2 separate regions of the Homo sapiens genome follow, and region 1 is linked to region 2. Evidence: read pairs that join two places in POLR2A ChIA-PET (ENCODE). Cell type or tissue: HCT116. All regions are shown on one strand. Each heading gives the region's core, and the rest is flanking DNA. Links, peaks and the distances in the headings are about the cores only.

Region 1 (8,323 bases), core at 113-8,112, 340 kb after region 2:
CAGAGTTCACTTGGGACAGGAGTGCAGGGCTGCGCCCGTGCTGCTCAGCCTGGAGGCCACAGGCCTGTGGAGTCCCCGCCTCAGCCTGCAGCCGGGCCACCCTCCCTCCTCCCTCTAGCTGCCTGCAGGAGGCCTGGGGCCCTCGGCTGCCCAAAGAGGGAATCAATCCCAATCCCGTGCTAATGAATAAAAAGTCCCCTTTATTTCACTGCTGTTTTTGGTTCATTAAATTTTCCACAGATTTGTAGAGAAGAAAACATAATCAATAAACCTTGACAAAAGTGAACGTGTGAAAAAGGCCAGAGAATGGAAAAGCGAGATAAAAGTGATATCCGATCACAGATTTCAGAGGCAGATGACGAGCTCGGGGCTGCAGAAGAATCTCAATGGACCATCACCCTTTTGCGGCTTTCCTTCCCTTTGCTGAACTCTTCATTCAAGACAATGGCAAACGCACTAAAACTTTTTTTCTTATGCTAATAGCTGAAACCCGGCACTCACAGTTAAAACACACTTCCCAGCAACCTGTTTTTTTTTTTTTAAACAACACACATGTGCAAGCACACACACAAAACATTATTCAATTTAAACCCAAATCCCCAAAACAGTTTAATAAGTACTCTTTGGTCACATCTTAAATGAGTTACTTTCCCCCATGTGTATGTTTTTTAAGAAACCAGAAACAACACAAACAGGATTATTGAGAATTACTGTGCTGATGAAAGAATTGGGGGAAAATAAGATATTAAATGCACAGAAAGTATACCGTTATCATCTGTGCATTTTCCCAGGTTTTAAATACAGTTTTGTGGGTTAAGGATGCTTTTGTCATCCTCTAAACCTAAAAATAATAATCAATGATTTTTTTTTTAATTCTTGATATTCCACAGCAAACCCTCAAATTAATTTCAGAGAAAATGATTAATGTTGAATCCGGTGTTGTGTGTTTATTTGAAAACCAGAAAAGTGTTGAAGGTGCCACTCTTTTTCAAAGGACACTCTCAAACATCAATGTCGGATGACCCTTTCTCAAATCTGTTAAACAAGCCTGAGGAAACAATTAGAGAGCAGTTTTTCCTCCCCGATTTCTTTAGAAGTGCAGGAGCAATTTCAGGAGCAACTGAAATCACTGTACATTCTGGTTGTTGGTACAATCACCTATTCTGCCTCTGAATTTTCTGGAATCTGAAAACACTGTTTCTCTCTTTGGCATTCTTCACGTGTTTCACTTGTCCATGCCTCTGACACTTAGTGAAAAGAAGAAAGGGGGGAAGTGCTCCCCCGGGTTCCTTTTCAAAGGGCCCTGGCCCAGCGGGAACAGCTGCAGCTGTCCACAGCGAGGTCCACCTGGCCTGGCTGCCCCTTGTCCACTAGGAAACAGGCTCTGGCCCAGGTAGAACCCCTTTCTCCTCCCCACAGCCTCCAAGAAGCAAGGCTGGTTTGCTCCACCTCCCTGCCGCAAGAGCCATGCAGATGAAAGGAAGCTGGGCTAAACACACTTTCCCCAGGAAAAGGCCAGCTGCCCTACCCAAAGAGTACACAAGGATGTAGGACTCCGATTCTAGGCTTTAACAAGCCAGCTGGGTGTGAGGGGGTCACACAAGCTTTCAAAGTGCACATGACAACCTCCTACTCCCATTTAAAGGGAACTGCTGGCATCTGTGGAGTGAAGTTTTCCCGTGGAGTACCCCCGGGGCAGGGGTGGGGGACAATGGAAGAAGGGTGTTTATTAGGCAAATATCCAATTTTGTCTGCCTGCCTGCTGAATCCCTGGTTTGCTAATCCAGCCCCAGGGGCTGCACTGTGTACAGGGCACTTGTGGGAGTACAAAAAGCGTGAAGTATTTGTGTATTTTTCAGTCTGCAGTGCAAACAAGCCAGCTACAGTACACAGCCCCCAAGACCCCCGCAGCCAGGCAATGAGCCACTGACCAGAAGCCCTGCGGCCCCCTCTTCTGACCAAGCAACTCAAAGGATTGACTCTGCATTCGGTGCTCTCTCCACCAGTGGACCAGAGCATCCCTGGGAGAGTGAAGTGGCACTCCACTCCAAGGCTGCCTGGCCACAAGGGCCTCGCTAACTCCACACAAGCTTCAAGGAAGCCACGAGTCAAGAGTCCCCTTCAAGGCCAGAGCAGAATGAGTTTGGGAGCAGCCCGGAAGTCTCTGCTGAAGGAATCTGAACCCACTGCAAATTCAGTCAAATCGATTCCCACAGAGGATAAAACCATCTCTAGCAGTCTTACCTTGTTCCTCGGTGGCTTGGGAGGCTCTTTCTACTATCATTCTAATTCTTTCTACCTATAATTCTAATTCTCTCCAAGAGGCTTTGCAAATAGACCGTTCTGACCACAGTCTCTCACTCAGATGCTAGCCCAACTGAAGGCTGGTTCACCTGAGGGATACCTCCTGGGCAGCTGGGCTCTTTCAAATGCAGGATCTTCCCTGTATTAGCTTAAATCCCCTAAAATCACGAAACAATTTCGTGAAACTGGCATATTTCTCGAAGCAGAGGAGAAAATAAAACCACCCTAAATCTTACCAAATATAATTAACTTTAAAACTCATCAGACAAGCGACAACTTTCCATATGGCTGGGCTTGAGTGGAATTCGAATCCCAGGGAAAAACATCTCCACAATTTCCTGTAACCCTCAAGAGAGAAGCAGCAAGTCTAGGAAAACAAAAGCAAGAACGATGAAGAAAGAGGCACAAGAAGCATAGTCAAAAAGAAGAGAAGGCCCCTGATGGATCTGGATTCCACATTCTAGAATGACTGCCCCAGGACAGACCAGAAGCTGGGAAAAGCCTAAATAAAGAGCCTCCAAACTCAAAGCAGCCAGGCATAGCCAAGGTGCCCCCCGTCCCTGTGGAGTCAGGCCCAGGTAGCCACACCGTGAGCTTCCCCCTAAACAAGCAACTGCAAAGCCGTTCCCAGGCCCCAGGGAGGGCCTGTCCCCAGACACAGGGAAACCCAGCCAAGGGAACTCCCAGCAAGGTAAGGAAATGGGCGGAGAGAAAGCTGGCAGGTGAGGTGGCTGGAACAAACTGGTCTCATCAGGGAGGCCTGTGACAAACCCGCCTATTCCTCCGCTTTCCCCGCTGTATATTTTGGATTTCACAGTTTATTTACTTTACTTTTTGGCACCGAGCCCCCTGAGCATGCCAATACAATATTTGTTTAAACACTATTTTATGCTGCTTGCGAGGGAAACGTTTACTTTCAAATTCTCCTACATCCCCCAGAGCCTCGTCTGCAAACAGCCTATGAGCGTTTTACAACTGCTCCCTTTATCTGAAGCTGTCGGGATTAAACCTTCACACGCCCGGCAAGAGCGGCGGAGAGGGGGCCCGGGACACCGCTGCGGCCACCGAGCTGCAAAGCCCGTGCCAGAGGTCGCGCACCGAGCGGGATGCCCGGGCTGGGGGACAGAGGGACGCCTACAAGACTCCCAGGGCGCGGGACCAGACAGTAGGGACAGGTCTACTTTTCCAGCTGGGATCAACTCTAGGAGCCACAGAACAATTACACAAAAGAGAAGGTAGTGGAAAGAGGCACCCTCGGGGGGGCTCGAGGTCCCCGAGAGCCTCAGCGACCGATCACCCAGGGTGAGGCGCACGGGCTCCATCCCCAGCTCCCCGCGCGGTAAAAGTCGGGTTTCCTAGGAAATGACAGCAGTTACCGCCGGGCTGAAAAGGCGCCGAGCTGGGTGGACTCCCAGCTCTCCAGCGCGGCGGGCGCGCTCACACTCACACACGCAAGCACACGCTCCCTCCCAGCTCCCCGCCCCCGCCCCGTCCGGGGAAAAGACTCCCCTCTCTAAACCCTTAATAGGATTGGCGCCCAACTCTCTCCGCGCCTCTCCCCATCCATCACATACAGATCAAGTTGCAGTAGTGGATTTTTCAAATTCCTCAGCAAATATACTTGTTGAGAGATTGTCGGGGGTGGGGAGAGACGATGAGTAGGGGGGCAGGGATGAAAGTGAGGTGGAAGGGGGAACCGGAGGACCCGGCAAAGGATTACGTGCGGATCCCTTTGGGAAGTCAAGCGGATCTCAGGGCCGAGGGCAGGAGAGGAGGAGAAGAGAGGCAAAGAGGGGGGGCCGAGGAGGAGAGCCCAGCAGAGGGGGAGGGGGCGGCCGGGCCGGGCGAGGGGGAGGAAGGATTGAGGAAGGAAGAAAGAAAGGCAGGGCTCCGGGACGCGCAGCGCGGAGAAGTGGAGTTCGAAGTTCTCAAGTGGCTGGCTGCAGCCCCTCCGCGCTCAGTACGCCCGCAGACACGCTCCCATGCCCACCTACGGCAGCTTCGGAGCATCCCAGCCTCCGATCCCACCCTCCACCCCCTGAAAAAACAGACCCCCGCCGGCGCGCGGAGGCCGGCTCGCTGTGCACCCCGAGAAGAGTGGTGCTCTCCCCCAGGTAGGGAGAGGGTGCAACATCGACCTCTGGCCACGAGCTCCAAGCCCCAGGACTCTCCTTACGTCCCCGCCCTGCTCGTCCAGAGCCCCAGGCGGGGTCGCGCCTACTAGCCTCTAGTCCCCCGAAGCCCAGGGCCCCGATCCCAAGGCCTAGGCGCCGGTACCCGGCCGAGGGACCCCCCGAGACGGCGCAGCATCCCAGTCGGCCCGCGCTTGGCCGAGGTGGGAGGCGCTTCGTCACGAAAAGCAAGCAAAAGAAGGCCAATGCAACTTTACCGAGAGAGACAAAAGTTTGCCTCTAGCACGCAGGTGGCCTCTCGGGCGCCGGGCGGTGGCTGTGGGCCCCCATCCCACCTTGGCTGGCGCGGCGACCCTCGGCTGGCTGCCTTGTGCCGGGGCTCCAGCCAGCCGGGGCGGGGCGGGCCAGGCAAGAGAGGGGACCGAGAGGCGGGCGGGCGCCGCGCAGCCCCTACCGCCGGCGAGCAGGCGGCTCCCCGAGGCTGCGGCGCGCCGCGCGGCCCAAGCTCTTTCCTCCGGCTCCTCCTGCGGCTCCTGGCCTTCCTCCGCGTTCGCAGTCGCAGCCGCCGCCGCCGCCCGCTCCTCCTCGAAGTCTCATTGATGGGAGTTTGAAAAAAAGTCCGCGGAGCCGTGCTGCCTCGGCTGGCAAGCGCCGGCACTTCTGCAATCCATCAGCGCCGCCGGACTGCGCAGCGCCCCCGCGCGCACGGTGCGGGCACACCCGGGCCCCAAGAACCCGCCAGCCAGCCCGCCCGCTCCCTGCCGGGGGACGCAGGGGGACCCGAACGCCGCCGGGGCGGGGGGAGGGGAAAGGGGGAGCACAGGGACTCTCCCCACCCAGCACCAAGGAAAGAAAACGCACCTACAAGGAAAGTTCGAGAAAGGAACCAAAGGACGCGCCAATCTCCGACACTTTTTTTAGACGACTAGGTGTGGGGGGGGGGGTTGGGGGTGTCGCTAACTCAAGTCAGATGAGCTCCGGAGCTGAGGGGCAAGGGCTGCTCTGTTTTCAATCTCTGAAATCCCCCCGCCCTCCCCACCTCCCACTTCCCTCCTCGGGGAGATGCCTGGGTCGCTGTTCCCAGGGCGCCCGCTTCTCTGGACGCCCGCGCGGAAGCCGGGGACGCCAGAGAAGGGACGCGGGGGCTGGGTCCACGCGGACCCTCTTCCCGCGGGCAGCGAGCGCAGGTGCCGGGGGTCCTGAGGCGTCCCCCGCCGCCGCTAGCCCTCGTCGCCATCTGAGCACACGCTGGCGAGAAACGAAGCAGCCTTCTAGGTTTGGTGCATGTGGCTTGCAGGGTGGGTTTTTGTTTTGTTGTGTTGTGTGTTTTAGAGACTCCACTCGAGCCGCTGAAGCCAGATGGAAGTAATCAGAACCCAACAACAACAGAGAAAGAAGGAAGAAAAAACTCCTCATTGAATTTTCTAGCCAAAGTGTATATGGGGCTGTGTGTGAAAGAACTTGCTTAAGCAAGCTCAGTGAGGAGCCCTGGGCCCTCAAGCCACACCACAGCCCGGAACTGGGCCGCCAGGCTTGGAGGAGAATTGGGGGCAGCTGGCTAAAGTGTCCTCCCCACACCCCCGGGCCTGCCACCCTCTCCAGGGCCCCTGGGCCTCACCCGAAGAGGGTCTTGGGGGGAATTTCTGGTTTTATTCTTCCTAACGTTTGTAGAACACTCTACCAAGTGCCAGGTGATGTTATATTTTCTTTGTATTATTGGACTTTCACAGCTCTGTAAGGAAGGTTCTCTTCTCGTGTTTTTACAGGTGGGAAGTCTGATGCTTTAAAAAGTTAAGTAACTAGTCTAAGGTCAGAGCACTCTGCCATCCTCCCAGAGCTTCGGGTGGTTGTACTGTAAGTTCAGTTAAATTTGCCCTGTTGGGCCGGGCGCGGTGGCTCACGCTTGTAATCCTAGCACTTTGGGAGGCCGAGGCACGGGGATCACCTGAGGTCAGGAGTTCAAGACCAGCCTGGCCAACATGGTGAAACCCCGTCTCTACTAAAAATACAAAAAATTAGCCAGGGATAGTAGCGCGCGCCTGTAATCCCGGCTACTTGGGAGACTGAGGCTGGAGAATCTCTCAAACCCCTTGGGAGATGGAGGTTGCAGTGAGCCATGATGGCGCCACTGCACTCCAGCCTGGGTGATGGAGCGAGACTCTGTCTCAAAAAAATAAATTAATTAAATTAAATTTTTAAAAAATTGCCCTGTTGAGGTGGGTGGAAGTGTCTCTCCCTTCAGCCCCTGTTCCTAAAATTGCATTTTATTTGAAATGCAAGGGACCCAATGCTACCCTCCCTGAGGGGATGTGACCTACACAGGCCCATTTCACCGGTGCAACCCTTTTTGTGGGTGGCTCTCTCCATATACCTTTTATCCTCTGCTAACTTTATTCTTTTACTTTTTAATCAAAGAGGATGCATTAGAACTTCATTCCTTAAGATCCTCCTTCCTCCTCCTGACATTCACTTATATGATGGAGCAACAATTTCTTCTTGACCTAGAGAAAAAAATATGCAGAAAAATATTAGAACAATTTGATGCTAATTTTGTTTGGGGGGAAAAGGTCGGCAGCATTTTTAAAAAGCGAAACTTGCATAAGCCAATGATTTAAAGAGAAGTTTGAAAGGGGCTTTTTCTTTAAAGATGATCAGATTCACCATTCCTCCGTGCTATTTGTTTAAATTCCTGCTGAGCTTTCAGAACACAGACTCTAAGGAGACAGAAAAAGTAAACTCTCCCTCCCCTCCTTGGCCATATTTTAATGACCCTATTCATATCTGCCCCATGACATGTAGGGAATCATTTCTCATTGCTGGAATATTAGCCGCGTTGGCTGATTACTTCATTATGAGCTTGTCTCTGTTGATTTCCTTGTGTTGTAAAGTTTGTGAAGAAGTTTAAACAAATCAATGTTTTAGGATATTTCCTTCTTCTCTGTTTTTCTTCTCAGACCAGCTCAACTCCTGCTGGACTCCAGGCACTCACATAACCTTTCCCGGCTTATTTTGGCAAGAAGATGGCTGTCGAGATGAAGACAGAATGTTTTTTGGTTGGAGGAGAACTCTGTAGACACCGTGCCTGAATCTCTAGATGGTCAGAAGTTTGGGCGCTGAAAAAAGCAGCAGAAGGTTTGGAGTGGAGGCAAACTGGTGTGGCCAGGGAAGCCTTCGACTGAGCGCTGGGACACCAGGTCCTAGTCCCAGATCTGGTACTAAGTGTATGACCTTTGGCCAGTCTGGTTCATTCAATCAGTACCAGGCACTGTGCTAAGTGGCTCGACACCACAGTGAGCAACACCTACAAGATCTTTCCCCTTAGGGAGCTTATGTTTCATTAATAACCACAAACAAACATATAATCACAAACTGGGTAAAGGAAAATCCACCGTGCTGTGGGAGCCGGTGATTGGAGACCTGAGCAAGCTGGGAGGTGAGCTTGGGGAGGGGAGTGGTACAGAGAAGGAGAACGCTTTCCTGGGGAGATGAGGTTGCACTGATAAGAAGGAATGAGGAATGAGGGAGGGTGGACTAGGAGAAGGGGAAGTGGAGTGTTCCAGTTCTTCCTTCTCCCTTTCTGTGAAATGGGCCTGAATGACGAGAAAAACCAGGCCCAAAAGGAAGCAGCTTGTTCATTATTTCCCCGTATTCTAGTGACTAGTCATAGAACAAATCACCCGCAAACTCAACGGAAGGAAACAACCATTTCTTATGTTCGTGGCTTCTGCACATCAGGATTTTGAACGAGGTATAACAGGGGCAGTTTGTCTCTGCTCCACAGTGTCAGGCCTCCACTGGAAAGCTTCAGGGCTGAGGCTGGGATCCTCTGAAGACTCTGGCTCCGCTGCCTGGCGGTCTGTGCTGACTGTTGGCTGGTGGGGGGCCTC
Region 2 (8,323 bases), core at 275-8,274:
ATCCCCCAGATCCCCCCACCCCAAGATCCGGGACTCAAGACTCTCTCTACTTCCCAAAAGAGTAGAGCTTAGTGCGGGGACAGTGGGCGCTGATCACCCTCTGAAATGGAAAACAGGGCCCCTGCCTCCACTTGGCAAGGTCCCAAACACTGAAGCTCATGAATGCCACAGCTGTGAGGGACCCCTATCTTGCACGGATGAACAAATCCAGGCCCAGAGAGGGCAAAACTCTTGCTCAAAGCCCCCAGCATGTGAGTAGCTGAAATCCAGACCTGTGATTCCTGGGCTCACAGTAAATGCTCAACAAACGCTGGCCATAATCAGTGCATTGCTATTACCCACGCACTAAAGCACCTGTGGCCTAGCATCGGCCCAGCCTGATCTCTCGGAGGCCCGATGTGGGACCATTCTATCTTCCGGGGACTGAACGATCAGAACACCACCCAATTTAGCAACATCTGCAAATTTAATTAACAATCTGTTTATCTTCCTGGCTGAGCGATTAATAAAGGTGTCAGGCAGAACAAGGCCCTACACAGCTCCCTGCAGTGCACTGAAAATGCCCCTCCTTCTGCTCAAGGGGCCTGGCCATTTATCAGAGTTATGGGGAGGGATGGGCTTGCAGGAACCAGAATGCAAAGGCGGGGGGGACAAAACAGGGAGTTTCTCAGAGTCACCACCCAGGCATCTTGCCCTTGTTCAGCCACGCAGCCAGTGAGCACCCAACCCCTACCGCATGTGCCTGGCATCGTGCCACAGAGACTTTCGGCAAACACAGCACGTGGTTAATTGTCCCACCAGAGCTGTAACCAGTAGGAGGGAAAATTCAAAGTGCAAACTGAAGCGGTCTCTTTCTTTACCAGAATTAATCAGACAGACCACTCACCAAGCAGGACCAGTCAGGCCGCCGTCCCCAGGACAGTGAGTTGTGACCTGTGGACCTGCTGCATTCGGAGCCGGACACACATTCAATGAGGAGCCACAGGAAGCTGCGGCCTCCACTGTCAGTGGTGGCGTCTTGTCAGTCCCTACACATTGGAACTTTGCAGCTACAATCACCCTAAAATCTAATAGATTCTGTTTTTTCTGGAAGCGTCTGAAATGACAGGAATAGGTCCTGTGCAGCCGCAGCTGGCTGCAGTCAGCATTGCTTATGATCAGACTAGGGTGGTATCTGGGCATTCTGTCCCTGTAGCTTAAGGAAGAGTCTCCTAGACATGTAAAGATGGAAACAGACTCACCCACCCCAACACACGCCTCTTGCAGGTCAGGAAACAGGGACATCTGGAGGTGAGTTGGGGCTTGTCCAAGTTTACCCGGTGACTTCGAAGTGCAGTCACATCTAAATGTCACCCTAGATGCTCACTCTGGAACAAAATGCTACCCTTGAGCCTCATGATAATGCCCCACCTCCGCCCTGACCACAAGCCTGGACGGTGCTCTAGGCCTTGGCTGCTCACCCTGACACATGTACATCCTGGGGAGCCAGGGGGTGCCTGAGCAGGTGGGACACCAGAACATATGCTCAGCCTGATTGAGGGAAAAGATCCCAACACGCCCCCGTAGTGTTTTGGGAGACTTTTCCTCATCTTCGCTCTCCCCACAAAGGCACGGCAGCCTCTTCTTTCTCCAAACTCTCAGGCTGATGCCTTGCTTTCGAGTACACTGGAGAAAGAGCAATCTGAGCACATATGTCCATGGAGGGGCCACGTCTTCCCTGCTGTTGGGATGGACAGACCGTCCAGGCTCCCTTCCGAGGCCTTCCCCGCACTCTAGCCCATCCCATGATCTGCCATGCCCCTGGTTTCCCTCCCATCCCCACAGCACCGCCTTGACCTCCTTGACTTGTTCTTCCCTTCTCTCTATCTTAAGAGGGTTCTCAGGGCTGCATCCAAACACCTCTTCTCTTTTCTGCCCCTAAGTGAACTCATCCAGGCCATGGCTTTTCATGTTGTCCATAAGCAGGTGGTTCCCAAGTGTATGTTTCCAGCCCGGCAGCTCCCTGAGCTACAGGTTGGTAACTATGCATCCTTCTGCGATTGGATGTTTATATAAGACCTCAACTTTAATGGGGTCCCCAAACAAACTCTCAATGTTCCCGACTCCTCCTCAACCTGCTGTCTCCCATGTCTGTCTGCTGCATGACCAGTTCCACGTGGCTTTGGCCAACCTCACACAGCTGGGGTGGACAGCACCTTGCACCTGGCCCATGTGGGGTATGGTGAAACTGCTCAGCACCCACGCCTGTGTATCTGGAAGTGTGGGGCCACACCACGGGGCCACCCTCGAGCGGCAGGGGCAGAAGCAGCTGGGCAAAACTCCCTCCTTCATCCCCAGGCCGATGGTTCTGAGATGCATCCCAGACTCTGGAAGGTCTCCCCTAGCTTTCTTCCCTGCTGCCTGTGTCAGGCTTTCTCCTCAGGGGAACTCAAGCTAAGACCCAAGGAGATGGCCGCTTAGACTTCCCTTCAAGAAAGTACTGATGCCCAGCTGCGAACTGGGGTCCAGCTGTTGGCTTTGCCTGTTTCCGAGCTGAAGGCACACTATTCTGGGGTGGCCCCAGCAAGGACTGAGCAGGGCAATGATCCCCATCCCGGCCCCTTCCGCGGCCACAGGCCTCCTGAGATGGGACGGGCGCGCTTTGCTCCGGCGCCCTCTGCTGGCAGGTGCAGGTTGTGCAGGGAGGATGCATCAGGATGGCCGGCCCCGCCCACCTTGCTTCTTCCCTCTCCTCTTACAGGTGGTGCTCCCCGTTACGCTATTGCACCCCTCACTCCGTCTCAGCGTCTGCTTCCCAGACAATCCCACCTGAGACACAGTTTGATAAGGAGTTGGAGAATGAGAATACCAGTGAACTGGACTGAGTCGGGAGAGAGTTCAGACTTGCGGGGGGCGGGGGGCGGGGGGCGGTTACCTGAAGACAATGTTTAAATATTTAATGCCCCGATATTATGATTGGGCTCCTGCTCGGCTGTGCCCAGGACAGATGGAAGCCAGACTGTGATCACCTGGGTTCTGGGAATCTTGAAGAGACGCCTGGGGACTGCTTGGGTAGGGCTGGGGCTGGAAGCTCCACACCTGAACCAGCCAAGAGTCTGAGCCGGCGAAGTTAAGAGGCAGCGTCTGACCCTGCCTGACAGTGCAGGTCACTCTTCCCGTCTCCTAGAATAAGCAGACGCTGCACTGGGACAAGCCCCACTGGCAGGGGTGGACTTGGAGCCGTCTTTCCAGGTGGAACACTGCGTATCTTAAATGAGGTGGCCCCTGGATTGAATGCTCCTCTCTGCCTCTCCAGACCTGCCTTAGAGCAGGTGGTCATCCCGAGCTGCCAGGGCTCCCTAGGCTGGTGCAGTGCCTGTCAGGGGATGCAGGGAGCTCATGGGCCTCCTAGCAATCAACTCAACTCAGTGTGCACTCACTAGATGCTAGCCATGTGCCAGCAGGCACGGCGCATGGCAGGGGAGAAAACAGCTCCTGCGCCAAGGAGCCCTAGGTCCTGGGAAGAGGGGTGACAAATCCACAAACACATACATGCTTTGTCACACCCAAGACAGGTGCCAGATCCAGGAATCACGAAGGCACCAGGAGGTCTGAGGGCTTCCCTGAGGAGGTGATGCGCCCTGAGTCCTGAAGGGCTGGGGAGCCAGCCACGGGAGGTGGGAGGGAAGGCTCCAAGCAGGGGCACTAGGATTCCCCAAGCCCAGAGGAGGGAATAGCAGGTGTGTGGTTGTGATGGGGCAGGGAGGGCCCCAGGGCAGCGGGGACAGGAGGCGGGGTTTAGACTGGGTGGTAGGTGGGAGTGGTGCCTGGGACCCCAGGAAAGGCTGCAGCCAGGAAGGCTCTGGATTTGTGCCCGAGGCTCCTGCTAGCAGCTGACGGAATGGAGAGGGCAAGGAGGTGGGCAGGGAGGCGAGCTGGGAAACGCCAAGCTGGGCAGAGGCAGAGGAAAAGGAGAGGAGAGAAACTGAGGGGGCAGGGTTGGCAAGAGATGGGGAGGACTGGGTGGGTGCCAGGAGATGGGGGGAGAGCAGCCACGCCTCCCCTCCCGGCTGGGGTTTTTTCATGCTGGAGTTGGAGTTGGGGCAACTTTTGTCCTCTCTGCTCCTTGATCCAGGGCAAAGGCGGGGGGCGGGGAGGGGGGGCGGTGAAAACACGACCTAGTACCTCTCAGTTTTAGAATCAGCCACTATCTTTTCTGGTTAGAAATCGGTGGCGGGAAGCGGCTGGGAGAAATAAGATTTAGCCTCCCAAACAGGCGGCAGGGAAGGAAGGGACCAGAAGTGCTCCCAGCAGCTCATTTGCATTTCAAACAGCCCGTTTGTTTTATCTCCTAATTAGCATACTCACCCTCAGCTGAAAATGAGTCCATTAAAGGAGACTCTGCTCCAGGCTCAGCTCCTCCTTTAAATATTTTTAAAGCGTATGATTAATACACTTGCCTATTGCTGCGTGGACTGTGCTGGGGGGGTCAGGGGGCAGATAAATGAAAGAGGATAGCTGCACGCGGCGTTGACTGGCTGATTAATCACTGCCTGTTTTCTATAACTCATGGCAGATGGCAGGAGCTGGCTGCAGGCCCTCGTTGGGAATGAGGTGCTGCAGGCAGGATGAACAGGGGTCGGGGGAGACCCTGGAAGGCCCCAGTTGTGTCGTGTTTTTTTTCCTCGGCCCTACAGACCTCCGTGTCCACCCCACCCCCTGCACTTCGTGGCAATTCCCAAGTTCAAGAGCAGTGGCGTAGCTTCTGGGAAGACACAGGAAATCTCATTTCTCCCTTGGATTTTTTAGGACCTAGATAACGACACTGTCAATTTTGGGAATGGTCAACTTTGGGGTGGGGAGAGTCAGGTCCAGTGCAATACTTGTATATATTTTATCTTCAATTCTCCCAACAACCCCATTTTCTAGATAGGAATTGTGAGGCTTGGCAAGGCAGACACAGGTATTGTTCCCAGCTGGTCCCACCCAAAGCCTGCTCCTCGCTGTCCTCCCTTTTGCCCTCCCCAGGGGAGCATCATCAGCCCAAGGCCCAGAAGTGAAGGCCCTGGAGCTGGCACAGCTGCCCCCTCCCCGGGACCTCGGCCCTCTCCATCCCTGGGGGCCACTGCAGTCTTCCCCTGGTACGGGACACATTCTCCCCGTCAGGCCTGCATGGCTATTGCCCACCTCACCGTGCACATTCAATGGTGTTTTTGTCTCTTGACTTGTCTTTCCCAGGAGATGATGGATTTCCTGGAGGCAGGAAGTGTGGCCACCACCGGGAGTAGCTCCAGGACCCGGCATGGGTTAGGCTCTGGGGTGGTGTGACAGATGTGTGTCCGGTCAGCCTAGCTGAGCTGAACTGCAGCACCCAGAACTCCCTTCCCTGCACAGGCTTGGGTTATCTGGGGCCCCAGGGGAGGGGCAGAGGGAGCAGCAGTCATGTCTTCCTTTTACACTCAGAAGGCGAGAGGGGCCAGTGCCTCCCAACACACAGGGGACTCGCAGGTGCTGCTGATCTCAGGAGATGGATTTGGTGTCCAGGCAGCTGGGGCATAGCTCTTCCAGCCCAGCCAGAGCCTCCTGTGGCCTTCTTGACTCCCAGGCCAGGTATATGCTTAGTTCATGAAAGTGCCGGCTTCTTCCACGGGGTGCCCATCCTCGAAGGTAGAGGCTTAGAGCAGGGGACAGATTGACTTGGGGTCTGCCACTTCCCGGTGGGAGTTCCAGCTCAGCCTGTCAGGTTCCGTTTGTCCTCCTACCCCACTTCATGGTCATCCCCTTTTCCCCACGCCCGCCCTGCCAGCTCCACGCACCGGAGAAGCAGCAGTTCCCTTAGACGGGGTGGCCAGTGCCCAAGGTTTCACAAGGCCAAGTCCCTGTAATAGGTCGTGTGTGTGTGTGTCTGTGTGTGTCTGTGTGTGTGTGTCTACGTGTTTGTGTGTCTGCATGTGTCTGTGTGTATCTGTGTGTGCGTGCGTGTCTATGTATCTGTGTGTGTCTGTGCGTATCTGTGTGTGTGTGCGTGTCTATATATGTATGTGTGTGTGTCTGTGTGTGTGTCTGTGGGTGTGTCTGTGTGTCTGTGTGTGTGTCTGTGTGTATACGTGTCTGTGTCTGCGTGTGTCTGTGTGTCTGTGTGTGTCTGCGTGTGTGTCTGTGTCTGTGTGTCTGTGGGTGTCTGCGTGTGTGTGTCTCTGTGTGTTTGTGTCTGTGTGTTGGTGTCCGCGTGTCTGTCCGTGTAGTGCGTGTGTGTGTCTGTGTATGTCTGTATGTCTGTGTATGTTTCTGTATGTTCCTGCATGTGTGTGTCTCTGTGTGTGTGTTTGTGTCTATGTGTGTGTGTCTTTGTGTGTCTGTGTGTTTCTGTGTGTGCGTGTGTGTCTCTGTGTGTTTGTGTCTGTGTCTGTGTGTGTGTGTCTGTGTGTGTGTCTCTGTGTCTGTGCGTGTGTGTCTGTGTGTCTGTGTGTGTGTCTGTGTGTGTCTCTGTGTCTGTGTGTCTGTGTGTGTGTGTGTGTCTGTGTGTGTGTGCGCGTGCATGTCCTCTCACGTCCCAATGTTCCACTTCTCTGAACTCTGACTGGTGCAGGTGGCAGAGCCTGTAGGAACGGAATGGGAGGAGATGGGAAACCCTTGTGGGATGGGAACTGTCAGGTCGGGTTCTGCAGACTACGTGGGAAAGTGGAACACAGTGATCCTGGCAGAGGGAACAGCATGTGCAAAGACCAGGGGGTAGTGGGGCACAGTGCCTGAGCAGCCGTGGGTTCCTGTCCCGCCCAGAAGAGAAAAGGTCTGCAGAGGAAGCAGCGGCTGCCTGAGTGGAGCCCAGCCCGGCAATGGGCAGTGGGAGCCAGGCTGGGCTTTCCTGCAGGAGGCACCACGTGGTTGCTGCAGATGAGAGAGGGTGATGCCCCCAGGAACTCCAGGCTGGCAGGGGTTAGGGACGGAATTGACGTGGGCTGTACGGCGTTGGCCTAGTTCCTTGTTGGGGATACAATCAGGCGGGAGCGGCCTGTCCCTTAGGATACAATGACTGGGCTATAGCAGTCGTGCTCTTGATCAAGTTAAAAAGTGGCTGCTGGTATCACTGGCCCCCACCAAGTCGGGGAAGCCCTGCTCCCCATCACTCTGGAGAGCTGTGTATTTTCCCAAACTCCAAGCATTGGTGCTGAGACCGCTCCCGCAAAAAAAGCCAGAGAAGGGTAGCTGGGCTTCCCCCAACTCCAAGGGGTTGAACTAGCGACCCTTCAGGAGTCTCAGAAGACCCCCATTGTGCATTCAGGGAAATGGGAGCCCAGGGAGAGGATGGGCCCTGCCTAAGGTCACCCAGTGAGTTGCAAGAGCCGGTGAGAGCCCAGGTCTCCAGATGCCTGCCCAGCAGCAGTGCCAGGGGAAGGGGACGTGGGGCCAAGGCCACCCGTTGTGCAGAGATCAGGAGCAAGTGGTGCCGGGGCGAGACTACCCACAGGGGAGCACCTTCTCTGAGCTCCAAGGAGCCACAGGCCCTGAGCCTCTCTCCCTCTCTTGGGGACTCACCACCTTGAAAGAGATGGACCCAGAGGTAAATGACAAGATGACACCATAAATGCCACAACGCAGGCACTGGGGGAGAACAGGGGAAGCAGCCACCAATCCTCCCTTATAAGTATTCAAATTCCACTCATTCCTTCATGCAGTAACTAGCTACTGAGCACCTAGGATGTGCAGGGCTGGATGGGGCTGGGGACACAGAGCTGAACAAGACAGCCCCCCTGCCCCCGTCTTGGAGCTTGGCATCCTAGCACATATTAATATATAGTATTCGTACACTGTGTAATGTAATGCTGGTAATAACATCCATAAAGATCCCTCACAGCAGTCTGAGAGGGCGGAGTGATGGGGACCAGGGACCCTTGGCCCAGGAAGACAAGGACAGCCTCTTAAAGCAGTTGCCATTTGAGTCGAGACCTAAACTCTGAGAAGGAGGAGGCATCTGGACATTTGGAAGCAGACGTTTTTAGGGAAGGAAAACAGTGAATGCAAAGGCCCTGGGGTGGAGGTGAGCTCAATGCTTTGGAAAGAAGGCCCAGTCGGCTAAAGCGGAAGGAGCAGAGGAGGCCCTAAAAGGTGACCTGGGGACATAGGTGGGTTGGACTGCAGAGCCCCGTGGCCATGGGGACGTGCCTGATGTACATTCCAGGGAGCTCCTCTGGCCTCTGTAGGACAATGGGCTGTGCACCCACCTGGTGCTGATGGGCACCAGGGCTCTTTCTATGTTTGGGTACTCAGTTGGAAACCCAGAACTTCTGAGGTGTTACAACGTGGGGCGCCTGTGCCTTCAGCCTGTCTAGCAGTGTGGCCTGGG

What was found. Peaks named below come from ENCODE experiments on the same cell type or tissue, not always from the same donor. Only the 100,000 strongest peaks of a DNase experiment are listed, where the experiment ranks them.
Region 1: POLR2A ChIA-PET joins it to region 2 with 29 read pairs; 12 of 35 experiments call an interaction of 5 or more read pairs at or near these places.

The regions. Positions count from the first base shown.
Region 1 is chr2:120,732,656-120,740,978 of GRCh38, reverse strand. It overlaps GLI2 (GLI family zinc finger 2), which reads right to left and starts at 5,111. Exons shown (of 14, transcript NM_001374353.1): 1 at 4,694-5,111. It overlaps LOC124906073 (a long non-coding RNA gene), which reads right to left. Exons shown (of 3, transcript XR_007087219.1): 3 at 6,129-6,937. LOC124907881 (a long non-coding RNA gene) reads left to right here and starts at 3,318. Exons shown (of 2, transcript XR_007087221.1): 1 at 3,318-4,418; 2 at 7,391-8,323. RefSeq lists enhancers at 26-668, 825-1,661, 1,662-2,499, 2,906-3,406, 3,407-3,907 and 3 more. In HCT116, for the core only: a CTCF peak has its summit at 5,136; DNase peaks (open chromatin) are centred at 3,821 and 5,068; H3K4me3 peaks cover 2,838 bases; H3K27ac peaks cover 780 bases; H3K27me3 peaks cover 757 bases.
Region 2 is chr2:121,071,476-121,079,798 of GRCh38, reverse strand. No RefSeq gene overlaps it. Among named protein-coding and RNA genes, the nearest start is that of TFCP2L1, 210 kb to the left of the region's middle. RefSeq lists enhancers at 3,688-4,539, 4,058-4,957, 4,540-5,390 and a silencer at 4,352-4,646. In HCT116, for the core only: a CTCF peak has its summit at 2,643 (motif pointing left); DNase peaks (open chromatin) are centred at 2,658 and 4,568; H3K4me3 peaks cover 632 bases; H3K27ac peaks cover 641 bases.